Regions from separate parts of the Homo sapiens genome. Here region 1 is linked to region 2. Evidence: read pairs that join two places in POLR2A ChIA-PET (ENCODE). Cell type or tissue: MCF 10A. All regions are shown on one strand. Each heading gives the region's core, and the rest is flanking DNA. Links, peaks and the distances in the headings are about the cores only.

Evidence for each region. ChIA-PET counts read pairs that join two places held together with the same protein. Peaks named below come from ENCODE experiments on the same cell type or tissue, not always from the same donor. Only the 100,000 strongest peaks of a DNase experiment are listed, where the experiment ranks them.
Region 1: POLR2A ChIA-PET joins it to region 2 with 17 read pairs; 5 of 35 experiments call an interaction of 5 or more read pairs at or near these places.

The regions. Positions count from the first base shown.
Region 1 is chr1:61,138,072-61,146,416 of GRCh38, reverse strand. All of the region lies in intron 2 of NFIA (nuclear factor I A), which reads right to left. Among named protein-coding and RNA genes, the nearest start is that of NFIA, 60 kb to the right of the region's middle. RefSeq lists a cis regulatory region at 4,753-4,763 and an enhancer at 4,686-4,830. In MCF 10A, for the core only: no CTCF peak of the experiment used is centred there; DNase peaks (open chromatin) are centred at 4,626, 5,386 and 6,846.
Region 2 is chr1:61,221,873-61,230,217 of GRCh38, reverse strand. All of the region lies in intron 2 of NFIA (nuclear factor I A), which reads right to left. Among named protein-coding and RNA genes, the nearest start is that of NFIA-AS1, 27 kb to the left of the region's middle. In MCF 10A, for the core only: no CTCF peak of the experiment used is centred there; a DNase peak (open chromatin) is centred at 3,367.

The DNA of each region.
Region 1 (8,345 bases), core at 304-8,303, 84 kb after region 2:
AAACCTGCTCCTTAGCAGCTCAGCCCAGGGACACTGGAATTTCTCACAAGGTATGATCGGCCGAACAATGACCAACCACCAAGATGTCTATATCCTAATGTCCAGAATGCATGAATACAACAAAAGGGACTCTGCAGCTGTGATCAAGTTGAAGATCTTGAGGTAGACAGATTACCCTGGATTATTCAGGCAGGCCCAATGATGCAACTGGAAGGCTCCTTAAGTGGGAGGCAGGAGGGTCAAAGGTCCAGGAGAAGGAAGCGGAGCTCAAATGCAGTGATGCAGTGAAGAGCCAGCCTCTAGATGCTGGAAGGCCCAAGGAACAGGTTCTCCCCTGGAGCCTACAGAAGGAACCAGTCCTCGGAACACCTTCATTTCAGCCCAGTAACACTGGATTTGAGACTCCCCACCTCCAGACCTATCAGGGAATAGATCTGTGTTACTGTAAACCATTAAGTTCATGTTGATTTTTTACAGCAGCAATAGGAAACTAAAACACAGGACTTGTAGTCATACAAAGAAGAGTTGAATTAAATCGGCAGTGACTTGACCCCACAAACCCAGGGCACCAGGACATGTCAGAGAAGAGAGAAAATGTGACAGCGTTCATTAATGAAGAGTTAAACCTCACCAATAAAATTTAAAGCAGAAGAACGCCAAATGGTTTGACTGGATTATATCACTGAGAATCAGCAATCATCTACAGTGCAGGAAATTAACATGTGAGTGCCCATGATGCACCCAACACCACCCTAGGCTCAACACCTGCATATAACGCATTACTCCAGAGACACCTACACACATGCCCATGTGTGAAAAAGAAAGTAACTAAGTATATACCAAGAGGGCAGAGACTTTTGTCCCATTCATTCACTGCTATATCTTTAGCACCTAGGACGATGCTTGGCACATAGTAGATACTCAATTAATACTTAGTGAATTAATGAACATCTGGAGATAAACCTTGATAATCTATTGGTGAATAACATCTAAGTCATCCAGTAGATAATGTTTCTTCTGAAAGGTTATGTGACCAACCAGACCCTACAGATTTTGAGAAAACATCCTCCTCATAATTGCACTTTGTTTTAGCCATGAAGTCCAATATGCAATAGAAATAGAAAAACAAAAATTTCAGAAAGAATACCAGTGAAATCAGGTTATACGGCAGTATGTTAGCTTCGTGTTCCTACTGTGCTTAAGGGAAGCATTAATTTCCTCAATAATTTTTCTCCTTGGCTTAGTGCTGAAATGGCACAAAATAGGTGGAGGTCTGATTCTGATTTACTATTAATGCCACAAGCATTTCAAGAATAAAATATCTACAAGCAGATTTGGAAGCCCCTTAATTAAATAAAATTTTAGAGGCACTTGAAATATTCCAAAATTAAGAGGTAAAGGGGAAGGCAATGTCATACTCTGACTGATGAGGATGAAGTAAAAGCAGTGGCTAAACTGAGGCAGGTCACACATTTCCAAGAGGACTCTGTGTCAGGTGCGCCTTGATGCTGAGTCCCATTATTCTTTTTTCTTCTGCTAAAAATGGACCCAGGTTGGAATTAAGTAGCTGCAGACCTTGAGCTAATGGCTAATACAAAGGAAAATAAACATCTACCCATTCTTTCAAAGACTTGTTCTCTGAGCATGTACCCTGTGCCAGGCCAGGTGCTGGATCCTGGAGAGAGAAAAGCAATTGTTACTAGTTACTGGACATTTTCTTTGTACCAAGTAGCCATGCTACAAATGGAGGTATGGTCCTATTACTGTCAACCTCATTTGCACAATGAAGAAACTAAGGCTTAGAGAGTTTTCCTAACTCTCCCAAGTTCTTGTGGCTGTGCTTGGCAAAGTAAGAATCTGAATTCAGGTACATGTAACTCCAGGGCCCACATCCTTAGGTACAAATGTCCAAGTGCCTCTGCCCCATAGAGGCCCAGCATCTGAGCTTTGCCAATCACTAAATGCCGTTATAAGGTAAGACCCCAACACTCACATGTACACACACACGGTAGTCTGGGAATGAATCAGGAGACAAAGTTCTCCAGAGAGCTATCTGCCATAGGAACACAAATTGTTTAAAATCTTCTAGAATACTGGTTCTCACACTTTCACATACATCATAATCATCTACAGGGCTTGTTTAAAATCAGGCCCCACCCCTAGAGCTTCTCACTGAGTAAGTCGGGGGTGGGGACCAACATTTGCACTGCTAACAAGTCCCCATGTTATGCTAATGCCACTGATCCAGGAACTACACTTTTGAGAACCACTGATCTATTAATCTGCAACATCACCTCTGTCAGAGCAAGGATTCTTTTTTGTTCACTGTATCTAGAACAATCTACTTGGCACATAATAGGTATTCAGAAAATATTTGCTGAATGAATCAATCTGCTTTGTATTTGAAAAACAGATAACCGGATTTATTAGAATTGTGTGTAAACTAAGTAGATTCTTACTGTGGCCTAGGAAAACATTTCATGATTAAGGGCTTAAGCACCTTAAAGAATACTGTGGCATATCCTTTGGCCTCTCAGAGGCCTTATGTCAACGTATGGGTACTGTTAACACCACCTTTCTCAACCTCGGTGGTATGGCATATTGGAAGGACCATGGAATCAGAGCTTACCCTGCACTTGCTGAATATAGACTCGATATAGCTACTCTATATGGCCAGGTGTCCTGGGATAGGTTCCAAACCTAGTGGATCAGAAATAACATATGAAGGCAAGGCACAGTGGCTCATGCCTGTAATCCTAGCACTTTGGGAGGCCAAGGTGGGCAGATCACTTGAGTCCAGAAGTTCTAGACCAGCCTGGGCAACATGGTGAAACCCCATCTGTACAAAAAAATACAAAAATTAACCAGGTGTGGTGGCAGACACCTGTAGCCCCAGTTACCTGGGAGGCTGAGGTGGGAGGACTGCTTGAACCTGGGGGTCAGAGGTTGCAATGAGCTGAGACTGCACCACTATACTCCAGCCTGGGTGACAGAGTGGGAGGGACCCTGTCTTTAAAAAAACAAAAAGCAGAATGACATATGAAGTGTTCAGCTACATGTCTAGTGAGTAAGAAGTTCTAAGTGGTAGCTATGATTAACTTAATCACAAACATACGTTTGTCAAGGTCATCAGAGAAATCTTGTTCTTCAGCAAACAGTCATTCACTTAAATAATATTCAACAAATATTTACTGAGCATGCCACTGACTGTGGGGCACATGTGGTTCTCTGATGCCACGCTGACTAATAGGTTAAAAACAAAAATCTCCATCCTAAATTTCTTGCCACCCCAAAAAGCTTGTTCTTCTAAAAACCTTTTGAGGAAAAGCCCAAAAGAGCATTCTGGAAGAGCTTAGGGACAAGAATCAACAAGAGTTATGTAAACAGGTGAAGCCAGGTGTTCCTCCTCTCTGAGGAGACACGAAGAGAGTTGAGTCAACAATCCTACTCGCTCTTGGGCCAAGCAGTCGCCACACAAGCGGTTCTCCTCGCCAGGGTGAGTGCATCAGAAGAGAGGCTGCACTGTTCAGGAGCCACAGCAAGGAGGGTCCATCCCCGGCTCTCTCTTAAGTTCTTGGCACAGGGGCAGGCGCTTTCCATGTGCCCTAAGAGCCTGTGTCTGTGTCTTCCTGTCTCCTTACCGGAAAAACTAAAGGCAACACATCTTGTAAAGTGCCCCTCCCTCCCGAAAACACTTCAGTGAAAGTTAGTATCTACTGTGTATATATTTGCATCAAGTTATACCGTTAAGAAAACTAAAATTACGAGTAAAGGAATTAGAGAGCAGAAAGTAACCTTTACAATTTCATAATCCTGTGTTCATTCATAATGTAAAAGACTTAGAAAGGTACCCATTTGGACTCTTGGGAATAGGAAAATCCCAAAACCATAGTTTACTATTTTCAAAGGAGTTTCAATATGGGCAAAAATCAAGAATACTGTTCTTCAGGCTAAGTTTATATCCTGAAATATGCTTCTTGTAAGAAATAATTTTAAAATGTGGAATCTAAAATTAAGCAAAAATAACATACAGTATGTTCAGCTTTGAAATTTGCCGGGACTCAGCCAAGTTTACCATAAACAGAAGGCAGAATTGTCTATTTTTAACTTTACAGCCCTTGGGTGATTAAAATTTTGAGCCATAATAAACAACTTTTTTCTTCTTTGCAACATAATTTCTCATTTGAAATTGCAGTCTTTTTAGTTGTTTAGGAGATATGGATTGAGCACTTCATGTTTTTAAATTCTTTCTTAAATGGAAATTTCTTGCAGAGACTAAATGCATGCATTAGCATGCCAAAAGCACAATTTTTTTTTTTTAAGGAAAGAAAAGGAAAAAAAACTCACTAAGGCCCAAAACTGAATTGCCTTCTCTTCTTTCTATTTTAACTGTTTACCAATTAGCACCTTTGGCCAGCTGCATTTTAGGAGAACATAGTAACAGATCCGCCATTCTGTTCCTGTAAGTAGAATGGCCGCAAACACCTCACCATCACGGGGGCAGATTATTGGGCAATTTGGCATGTTTGCATACCTATTATGTCAGCAGAAACTGTATCTTCCCACCAGGAAAGACAGTTGCATATGCAATAAACCAATAGCCTTTGACATGTCAGTTAATTACATCAGTTAGCCACTATCTCCTGAGCATGATCGCTGTGTTAATGAAACTATTTTGGTGTGGAAATGAAACAGGTCAAGACAAGTAGATCAGGAAATAGAAGGGATTTAGGGTCATATAGAAAGTCAATGTGCTGAGTCACACAGAACTTAACCTTGGCCTTCAGAAAGGATATAAAATTTTTCCCTCTGCTGTGAGTAATGTTAGTATTCCTTTTTCTTGGCATCACTTCGTGCTAAATAGCTCAAAACTCTTTAGAAATTATCAAGTTTAACAGTATTGCCTCCCCTTCAAGGGCTGTTAACAATCGAGTTATTGGAGATAAACCAAAGACCAGTATTATAGGCGCTGACTTTAAAAGACATGGTTTTTTTTCCCCCTGAGTAAAGGGGACCAGTCAAAGATGATGCCCGGTTTCTGGTTTGGACGACAGGGTTAAGAATGGTGACAGCTACTTGTTTTGAAACAAGATGAGCAGATGTATTGGAAAAACAGATCAGATATTGCAAGGAGATGTTAACTTGGGTTTCTGTTGTTTTTTTCATGCTGAGCAGGGGTTTGAGGCTCTAGAGAAGGACTTAACTCCTTCTTCGATCTTGTAGCACATCAGAGACTATCCCACCCCTACTTTCACCAGACACTTAAATATTTAAGCTTGTTACTGAGGTCATTCTAAGAAATCTCTTCTTCAATTTTACAGACATGCCTTCTTCAACTGCCCGTCACATAATATGATTTCCCAATTCATTGGCATCGAGTCTCCATTCTGTTGGCGTTCCTCTTAGCATTCTGTGCCCAAAACTGGGCAAAAAAAAAAAAAAAAAAAAAAACCCAGCTGTGGTTAGACCACAGCCCAACTACAGCACCAGCTTTTTGAATGGCAATGTCACACTGCTGGCCCCTGTTAATCTTGTGGTCACCATACACTCTTGGGTTAGCTGTCAAATTAGGGTTTCTCCACCCTGCTTTTGTATAATGAAGTTTCTAATCCTAAATGCAGGATGCCCCATTCTGAGCCTGTTTGTATTTAACAGAAAATAGGGATTTTCGTCCCATTTTTATCTTACCAATTCACTCCCCAACTGTGCCAGAATGCCCAGAGGTAATAGCCTTTTGGAAGGAGCTTTCCCATGCTACATTCCAGCAGGGTAAAACAATCTGAAAATGTTCTTGCCCCTTTTATCACTGAGTTCTCCATATCCCAGGCTATTTTATAAATAGAATTTTTCCCTACAGAAAATATGTAAAGCCATTGCGAAGAGAAAACTTTTCTACACATAGAAAACATGATAATTTCTCATTAGTTTTGGAACAATACAGGTCTACTCTAAGTTGTTTCTTATTCTGGAGTACAAAATTTGCATTTTATAATGTAAATTGGGACACTGTATACTAGCTTTCTCCTACCCATTGCCTCCCCCCGCCCCCGCCCGCCAAAAAAAAAAAAAATACAGCCAGATATTTACCAACATCCTGGAGGCAGTAAACAATTTCGGTTTTTCTGCAGGCAGTAGCATGGAATGTTGATTGCATTTACTTAGCTATCAGTATGTAACAAGCTGTAGAGCCTTCAGGCCAGGGGTACAGAAAAGTGTAAAGGAAGGAGCTATGTTAAAACAAAATGTATATGGGCCAATTTTCAGTACTTATCTCAGCCTTGCAGCCCTACTGCCTGCCTGTCTCAGGGTCATACAAGGATTTAGAGTTTAGGGGGTGAGTGGTCTCATGGCATTTAACTCTTTGGATATTCCTCTCATCATTTATTGGGTATCATTCGAGTTTGGTGGAGCCCAATGTCTGGATTTCTACCAGGTCATGCATCTGCAGGAAGAGCTATTCTTCCACTGAGTTTTCAAAACATCCTGCTAATTTGACCCATTAGCAGATACCAACTTTTTTTTTTTTTTTTTTTTTTTTGGTAAATTCCCTAAGTATAGAAAACAATGTTATACCTCCGTGGGAGATGGCAGGAAAAATATGCTTAGCCTGATGCTTATCAACTTTAAAACTTAATAGTTCAGCTCATGACATAGTCTTTTAAAGAAGAATGGGAATACATCTGTCGGGGTGTAATTTAGGTAGCAGTGCCTGAAGGCAGGAGGAAAGACAAGATCACTTCCCAATAACTGTACATGTTCATGAACAATGCCACCACAGCAGGCACCAGTGACTCAGAATCGAGACAAGAGAGAATATTATGAAATCTCATAGTTAGGAAATGCTGATCTGTATCAGCTACTAACTCCCCAGACTAGCTTTCGGCAAAGTTACCTTCTTTCTCTACTTTCTGATCCGCAAAATAGATGCCCAGAAATCCCTCGGGTGAAAGATGATCTCTTTGAATAGCACCAACCTGGATTAAGAGTCGGCTACAGGCCCATTTGCTCGGCTGCACCAGCAAGCTGCACGGAGCCCCTCAGCAAAGCCTGCCCGGACCAGTAGCCTAAGATACTTGTACCTCAGTTACCTAATAATGGGATCTACATGGGGAGTTCCGGACTATCCTCTGCATGTTTTTTCCTCCACTTTTATCCTCAGAGTAACCAAATGTGTTAAGAATTATTTCTGTTTTACAGATTAAGAAATCAAGCCCAGAGAGTTTTGTTCTTTTGTTTTGTTTGAGACAGTCTTGCTCTGTTGCCCAGGCTGGAGTGCAGTGACGTGATCTTAGCTCACTGCAACCTCCGCCTCCCGGGTTCAAGCAGTTCTTGTGCTTCAGTCTCCCAAGTAGCTGGGATTACAGGCACCCAGTTAATTTTTGTATTTTTAGCAGAGATGAGGTTTCACCATGTTGGCCAGGCTGGTCTCGATCTCCTGGCTTCAAGTGATCTGCCTACCTCGGCCTCCCAAAGTGCTGGGGTTACAGGCATGAGCCACTGCGCCCAGCCCCAGTGAATTTAAAATGACTAATTCTAGCCAGGCACGGTGGCTCACACCCGTAATAGTAGCACTTTGGGAGGCCGAGGTGGGCGGACGACTTGAGGCCAGGAGTTCGAGACCAGCATGGCCAACATGGTGAAACCATGTCTCTACTAAAGATACAAAAAATTAGTCTGAGTGCAGTAGCACATGCCTGTAATCCCAGCTACTTGGGAGGCTGAGGAGGGAGATTTCTGGAACCCAGGAAGCGGAGGTTGCAGTGAGCTGAGATTGTACCACCGCACTCCAGCCTGGGAAACAGAGTAAGATCTTGTCTCAATAATAAATAAATAAATAAATAAATAAATAAACAAACAAACAAATAAAATGACTAATTCTTTATCAGAAAGTGAGAAACCAGGATTTACCACAAATCTGTCCGGCAACAAAGATTCTTTCTACCTCTAAGGGTGGTGGGGTCAAAGATTCTTTCTACCTCTAAGGGTGGTGGGGTAAAACCACTGTATTTTGAAAATAACTTTGGCCAGAGCAGTGGCTCATGCCTGTAATTCCAATACTTTGGGAAGCTAAGGCAGGAGCATCACTTGAGTCTGGTGGTTTGCAACCAGCCTGGGCAACATGGTGAGACCCTATCTTTACAAAAAATACAAAAATTAGCCCTACGTGGTGGCGTGTGCCTGTAGTCCCAGCTACCTAGGAGGCTGAGGTGGGAGGATCAATTGAGCCTGGGAGGTCAAGGCTGCAGCGAGCCATTATCTCACCAATGTACTCCAGCATGGGTGACAGAGAAAGACCATGTCTCAAAAACAAAAAAGAAAAAAGGAAAGAAAATATTTTTTGTTTT
Region 2 (8,345 bases), core at 18-8,017:
AGCTTCTTATTGGAGATGATTATATAACACAATTTTTGGCTTTGGGATGTTTATCTTTTAACTAGATCTTCTGCTAAATTTTCTTATTAATTCCAAATGTTTTTTAATTAAACCTTTTGTCTAGGTAGATAATTCTATCATTTCCAAATAGTGATAATTTCATTTCTTCCTTTCAGATAGTTATAATTCTTATTTCTAAGTCATATAATATGACATTGTCCAAAACTTCTAGAAGAACATTAAATAATAATGGTGATAGCAGCCATCTTTGTTTTCTTCCTGATCTTAGGGGAGATGATTCCAATATTTCACAATTCAGTATGATTCCTTCTGTTGACATGACATAGATAATTTTATCCTGTTAAGGATACTATTCTCCTTTGTTACTGGTTTTAAAAAATTTGGAATCAATGCTAAATTGTATCAAATTCTTTTTGTTCCACATGATTTTTAGTAAGGTTTTCACACCTGTATCCCAGATTTTTGTAGAAAAGTCAACATTTAAAATATTTAAAATTTGAATGAAAAGGCAATAAATGCATGTTGGGGAGGAAGGAAAGACACACAGCTCCTGATTCAATCAGACTTTGATCACAGAGCAAGGATGGGATTCTTATAGCACCTAGCATAGTAGGCATTCAATAAATGAACCAATATTGATTTCTCTTTGAGATGACATCTAGTTTCACATTCCATTTTTGTTTGAGCTTATCAAACAAAATCAAATACAAGAAATTTTAATAAAACATTTCCTAAGATCTTACCTAGAGCAACAATGATGTTTTGGAGGCCTATGTACATGAGAAAATATTTGAGAGATGGGATGAAAAATTCACTGCACTATAAATATATCACAAAATTTCAAGCATAAATACAAAAGATATTTATTTTCAGAATATATGACTGAGTAATTTGCGGGTTATATTGAGAAAAATGACATAGTAATTTATCTTTCTAAGAATATCTTTAACGTGATCTTATATTTTATGCTTTTTAGTTCAATAAAATGGTCAAGTTGATTTGTACAGAGGAATTAAGAAATTTGGTTCCAATAAAGGAAAAAATTACGTTGCTTTTTTTTTTTCTTTTACCCTGACTCCATTCATGACTTACTTCAGACAATTCAGATGAAACATATTTATTTCCTCCCCTATATGAAAGACAATAATTTGTGTATTTTTTTGGGCAATATATTTGCATTCTTTTTTATTAATGGGTTCTTATAAGATTCTTTTAAGGTTGAAATAATTAACCTTTAAAGGCACAAATAATTAATAGTCTTTTCTTTGTTCAGGATTATTGAGCTTATTGTTGCACTCAAATGTTTTCAAAAGAAAAATTTATATCTCAGAATAAATGAGGAGATAATAAACATTAGAGAGCAAAGACATACAATGTGGCTGCCTAACGAAGAAAGCTTAAATCATAAGATATAAACATAAATCAGGGAAAATACTACTAATATGATCTTCAGGATTCTTTTGGATTTAACATTACACCGAAAACCTTCATGTACACATTTTTTTTAAAAAATACAGAAAGCCCAGTATTTCTACCAGGTCCAGAAAAAAACAAAATGAATGAATGAATTGAATACTGCAGAAATTTTAAAATTTTAGAAATGCCAAAAAGCTAAATCTCATAGTTTCTGGAACATAATAGTTTTTCTCTTCCAACATTAACCCTGTCACATTTTGGCCATTATTATTTGAGCCACACCATCCATTTCTTTGAACATCTTTCTTCAGGGTAAGTGTTCAATACTGAAGCCCAGTCCAAGCCAAGGATGCACAGATGGGTGGTTACAGCTGCAGCTCCTCTGACAGACTGCAAAAACCCGCTGGGACACTTCCCCCAGCTCTGTCTATCCATCTTGTGAGCTGGTGCAACTCCACCTTGCTCACGGCTTTGTTGAGTGTGTCACAGGACTTTGGCCAAAATGCTACAATTCGAATGGGTCTTATTAATGGGATGAAAAATGGACTCTCAAAACACACTTACATACAGATCACATGTTTTTCCTGAAATGACTGACAATTCTAATAAAAAAGAACATTATAATAGGTTTAAAAAAACCTTCAGAAATAGTGTATTCAGACTCTCTTTAGCAGGGTGAATGAGTCAAGTTACTCAATAGGATCCATTCAGACTGATTAAATTGGAACCAAGCCAAAACAGATCTTCAAGATCTGAGAGATAGTGGTCATTGAGCCGGGAAGAGGGAAATGGCATCAACTTGAGAATGTACAGACCACAATAGTGATAGAAAATAATAAATTGGTCAGTCCAAAGGCTAGCACAAAAATTTATAATAATGAAACTTCTAGGCTTAAATATTCACAGCTTTCCTCATTTAAAACCTGAGATAATGAATCTGAAACACCTGCTTATGATACCAGACAAGGCCACTTAAAGATTTTAATTAGGAATAGACTAAAGTTTCTAATCTGAAGTTTTATTTACTTACTGGTTACTTCATCTACCTTCCAAAAATAATTTGAGATGGTTCATAAACATATAGTAAATTAGCACACATACACATTTAAGTCCATAAAAGAAGAAAAACATGAACAAAAACTGCAGGGGTTAGAGAAGTAGTGGGGGCAAAAACTTAGGCTGAAATATTCACCAAGGTTAAGAATTAAACTTATCTCTGAGTTTCTTGGGAGCCAAGGCAAAAAGGGAAACAAGGCATTATATAATTTTTACGCCCTGATGAAAGAAAGAATACCGCCTTTCAGGAGTAAAGCTTTCTCTATCGTGACTTTTAAAAAGAACGAATCAGTCTTCAAGATCCCATCATCAAATCGTGCCTGTTCTGCATGATTCCTGACCTAGATTGCCAAAGATTATGAAATCAAGCTTGATAAATTATGAAACAGCTCAACCAATTTCTAAACTAAACAAAAAGGGAAAATCAAATGAACAAACGTTTCCAAACATTTAAAAGTTAGAACCACCCAAAATAAAATTGAAACCAGCGGCAAATAAAGCCAATCCAAATCTCAGCAAACCAGAATCACAAAACCCTGTCGCTACAGGCTTGGGAAAAAAATGCTGCTTGTCAGTCAAAGTGTCTGTCTATGGCATATGGGTAAAGGTTTCAGTCTGCTATCTCCAGACTCATCTTATGGCACTGGTTCAACACCAGTGAATGGTGCTTTAAACAAAAGGAGAGCTCATTCAAAATGGGCGTTTGAGAGTTACCGGTCAGTGTAGCTGTGCAGTTTGTATAAGTGAAAACTATTGGCATGGGAGAAATGAAGTGCAGCTCCCAGGCCTTTGGAGTTTCCTAAGTGCTGAAAAGCAGCCGGGAGGTTAAAGCTGGCTGGTCGGAATGGCATACTTGGCTGAATGCACAGCCAGGTGGCTTGGGCATATTGGCAAACAACTGGCAACCTGCCCAATACATATGGCTTAGATTGCTTTGCTCTTCCCATGAAGCCTTCTTAGACTCTTGAGCAAGCATTCGTTTTAGAATAAAATGTGTCTGAGTGTTAAATAAAATTTTTTAATAATATCTGTCTGATGTAAAATCCCTTTACCAAAAATAAAAATAAAAATAAAAAGATGGGAGGGGTTGGTTGCCAAATGCATGAAATAAAGCATTTCTTTGTGGGAGGAGACTTTGCAGATCCCTTTTCAACCATCTTTGGACTGAATTATTTGGACCTTTCAGGTTCATGGGGGTTAAAATGACCCCTGCAATCCCTGAGAAGCAGGGTTAATGTGAAGTTTAGGGATGGCTGCCAAGAGGTCAGGTGACTATGAATTCCTAATAAATACATAAAAATACAAAGTAAGTAGAGTAGGATAATGGATGTGGACAGCAGATACATTTTGTAAAGGAATATTATGAAATCTTGATTGACAGATAACACTAAAAGGTGTTAGTATGGTCTATCATGTAAATACATATCTGGAGACTCGTTAAAACACAGTCTTTAAGTGCTAACTGTTGAGGCACATGTTACTTCCCAGGCTTTACCAAGTGGCTGCTTAACGTCGACAGCATGAGGCAAACTTTGGTTTAATAACCCCAGCTGATCACTAATCTTGTAATGCTACTACTATCGTACCACATTAAATATTACACAAATACTACTTTCTTCTAAAGTTGGGTTTTCTTCTGTTACACATGTTTGTTGTATGTCCACTGTTTCATTTTAGTTTACTGGATATCTAAAAAGTATTCACAACTGATACATTAGTGAATTAGATTACATGCATTACTGTCAGAATCCTGTTTTACTTATGATAATTTTTAAATATAAGTTTATGGTCCCTTAAAGTTGCAAGCCATTCATCTAATAAACTATGTTAAATCTTCTGGAATTATTATAGTCTACTCGGTAAAAAGATTACAGAGCTGGTGTTGTATTGTGTGTGTTTTTTAAGATTTTAAGCTCAGTAACAGCTCAAACACTGAAATAAATTAATCTCTCATACTAATGAGGGCTCCATACACTCACAAATCTAAAATCTCTTAGGTAGATGCAAACATATATATTGCGATAGAAAAGGAATCATTTGTGCTTATTCAGCAAGTACTGAAGATGTCAATCGTAGATACGAACAAGCAAACTTCCTTTTGGTGATACAAAATAAAATTTCCTGCTATAGTTGCTCCATCTCTTTCACATGCAAAAAAAAAAAAAAAAAAAGTACGAGCTGGGCGCGATGGCTCACAGCTGTAATGCCAGCACTTTGGGAGGCCGAGGCAGGCGGATCACAAAGTCAAGAGATCAAGACCATCCTGGCCAACATGGTGAAACCCCGTCTCTACTAAAAATACAAAAATTAGCTGGGCATGGTGGCATGCACCTGTAGTCCCAGCTACTCAGGAGGCTGAGGCAGGAGAATCACTTGAACCCGGGAGGCAGAGGTTGCAGTGAGCTGAGATTGGGCCACTGCACTCCAGCCTGGCAACAAAGCGAGACTCAGTCTCAAAAAAAAAAAAGTACTATGGACATAAAAACTCATGTAATGGCTTTACATTGAGTATTTACTGTGTTTTAGGCTAAAACCTTCAAATCAATTTCCTTCTCACAGACTTTTTTTTTTGTTTTTTAAAAAAACAAAAAACAAAATATATAAGTGATAGAAACACATTTTGAGGAATGGAGCAAACTTAAGGTGGAAGGGTTCAATAGATTCCTATGTCATGAATCTGGAAAATAATATATTTTTAAAGTCTGTTTCTTGGCAGGGATAACACAGCAAAGAGCTTCATTAGTAAATCTTTCCAATACTCAAAATTATGGGGTGAAAGGAGTGGAGACCTTTTAAAAATGGACTTTAGTGCCTCATGAAATGACCTTTGCAGCATCACATTTTCAACACCCTTATCCTCTGCTCTTGATCAGCAAGTAGTACCACTTAAGAGCTTTATTAGAACATCCCTTTGCCAACTTGGAATAGCTCCAGGCAACTCTGTCTTCCAAGGACACAGTTTGAAGTACTTAGAGTAAATTGCAATGGACTGGATAGATGAGTAGAGGAGGTGAGACAACTGAATCAAGTATCACTGCTTCTGAGACAGAGTCCCCCACCACCAGGCACTTGGTACCAAATGGAGACTAGAGCGTTATTAATTTTTAAGGGCTTCAGATAAACAGAAGGGTCAGCAGGAAGATGATTTTTACACCAACAGGACTGAATCAGAATAAGTTTCTTCACTCAAAAGCAGAGAAAAGGCTAAGGGCATAATTTCTCAAAGTGTGTTTTGGGAGGTTAATGGGGGTTGCATGAAAAAAGGATTCCACTGACAAATAAATTTGGCTACTGCTAGTTTAAACAAAGTTCTCAGACCCTCTAATATATTAATGTGCGTCATGACTCTCTCCAAGAGAGACAACAGTATGCATACATATTTAAATCTTAATTCACCAAAAAAGCACACTTTTTTCTATGGAGCATAAGAGATAAGCATTAAGAAGTATATTTTGGCTAATATTAACTTGAGCTTTTAAAAGTTAGACTTAAGTAAACTTGTTTAAAATTAAATTGAAAAGTTAAGTTCAAGACAATAAACTAATTTTAAATATATTTTTAAAACTAATTTTTAAATATTAAACTAATATTAAAAACTAAGTAATAATTTCCCTATTTTAAACACAGTGTCTAACTGACCTTACTGTATGTATCTCAATAAGTAAAATTCTATCTTATCAGCATTAAAAGTCCTCCCCACCTCCAAATAAAACCCAACTCTAACACAAGCTTTTTTCTTCATATTAGGCAAGAACCCTCTGGTAATATGTAAATAGAGAGGTCAGTTTTCAAACAGGCTGGTTTCTGAATATGGGTTTTAATTATTTAAAACAAAATTTAATTTTTCTAGAAGGTTTCTGAGATGAAGTTTTAGTTGATATCCTCAGAAAACCTCAAAGTATTTGTTAATAGAATTTAGCACCCTAATGATCTAGATTTTGGTCACAGAGTTGTCCAATTAGAAAATGTAAATTTTAATAAATAGAAATACAGAGAAGAGGTGGAGGATAGCTATCATTCTAAATAAAATTACTGTTTATTATCAAATGAGAATTCCACATTCAGACAAAATATTTACAAAAAAACAATTCTGGAATCGTGGAATCTCAGAGAAAGTCAACAAGTGATCATAAAATTTTTAAAATATAATTTGAAATGTTTATCTTATATTCTAAAAATAAGTTAAAATTTGTGGAGTTTCCAAGTAGTCTCATTTTATATTCTCAATTCCCTTTATGAAACCTGAAAAACTGTAAGTTTGTACAGGTCCATCAAAATCCATATTTTGTCTCCTTGCAAAGTACAGGGAAAGGTTCTTCTACTCATAGCTGCATGTGACACCTTTCATTAAAGCTACTTTTTTTAAAAAAATGACACAAGAATATGCTTGGATTACAACACATTTTCCTGGTAAACATTTGCTCTATTTTATTTTTGCTTCTGGTCTCTATTTCCTGGCCAAAGAGTAGTCTCACCTAATGGTAATAAATGATTTACTTCTTGGTTAAAACTCCTAAAGAAAATGTTCTTTAAATAGTGAAATTTTATTCAATTTAATTTTCAAAGAACTGCTGTTAAAAAATTCCAGTTAAAAAGAAAGATTAAACAGTTCTAAAAATAAACAATATTTGGTTAAACAAATACACAGATTTAAAGCATATGGGTAAAAATGAATGTTAGTGTAAACATTCGGCAACATTTTTTCCCTTCAAAAAAATTTCAGAGCAGAAACAAAAAAAAGTTATTTTGGTTTAAATTGTGAAGCCATTTTAATAAGTAATCATTTCTTCCTCAAGAAAAAACATTTGTATAGCCTCAGAAATCTGTTTCATTTCAGTCTTTGTATAAAACTGCACATGAAAAGTATATTTATAAAGGAAATACCAGACTTGGAATTATTTATGTCACTGTAGCATATATATAATAAATGAGAGCTCACTGGAGATATACATATCTTACATATATGAAGGTTGAATTCTGTCTTAAAACCTACTCTAAAGGAGTATTCTAATTGAATCACATTTTTAAAGTTCTATAAAGCATTATTTCAGCATAACAGTGTTTTACCTATACTTTAGCAAAACAGAATCTAGCTTTTTACCAGATGTGGTACTGACTCTAAATACCCATCATTAAAGTTAGTAAGTTTGAAACTATACCTCTCAGCTCTCAGGGCTCAATTCTCTTCTTTTCCTAAGTTAAAGAAAGACTATAAGGACTCAACCTTTAAACTCCTGGTAACATTCACCCCAAAATGGGAAACTAGAGCTGAATACATCTGCATGTAACAGATGATTCAAGAATGAAAACAAACAGGTTGAAAATATGCTAATGAGGAGAAAAGGCAAGGTACATAGAAACCCAACTGCAAGACTCTAAACGGTATAACGGAAACCTTAGAAACATAATGCAAATTACTTGACTTTCTTTGCAACTGGATACTCTTGGACTTAGATTTAATATTTTACATCATTGCTATGAGAATATTCTTTAAAGGTGTTGCTTCTGCCAACTAAATTTAAAATATGTGTAAGAAAACCGTAAAACTTTTTAAACTTCTCCATAACAAAGAGCCCACACTATCCATTTCTACAGTAAAACTTAAAACACGTAGATCACTTTAAAACTTCATATAGTGATAGTGTTTAACATAACTTATTTTAAAAGTATCTTGTTTTAGAGAAAATTTGTGAACAAAAATGTTGTACAGAGTTCAGAGTGCTTTTGAAGCCCAAAGACCAAACGCTCAGTTTTAACAAACCAACAATGTCTGTTCATTTTGCCCAAATCTTTTCAGCTTAAATATTCACAATGTGCCATTATTACCGAATCATTATCTGCCTTTAGCTCTG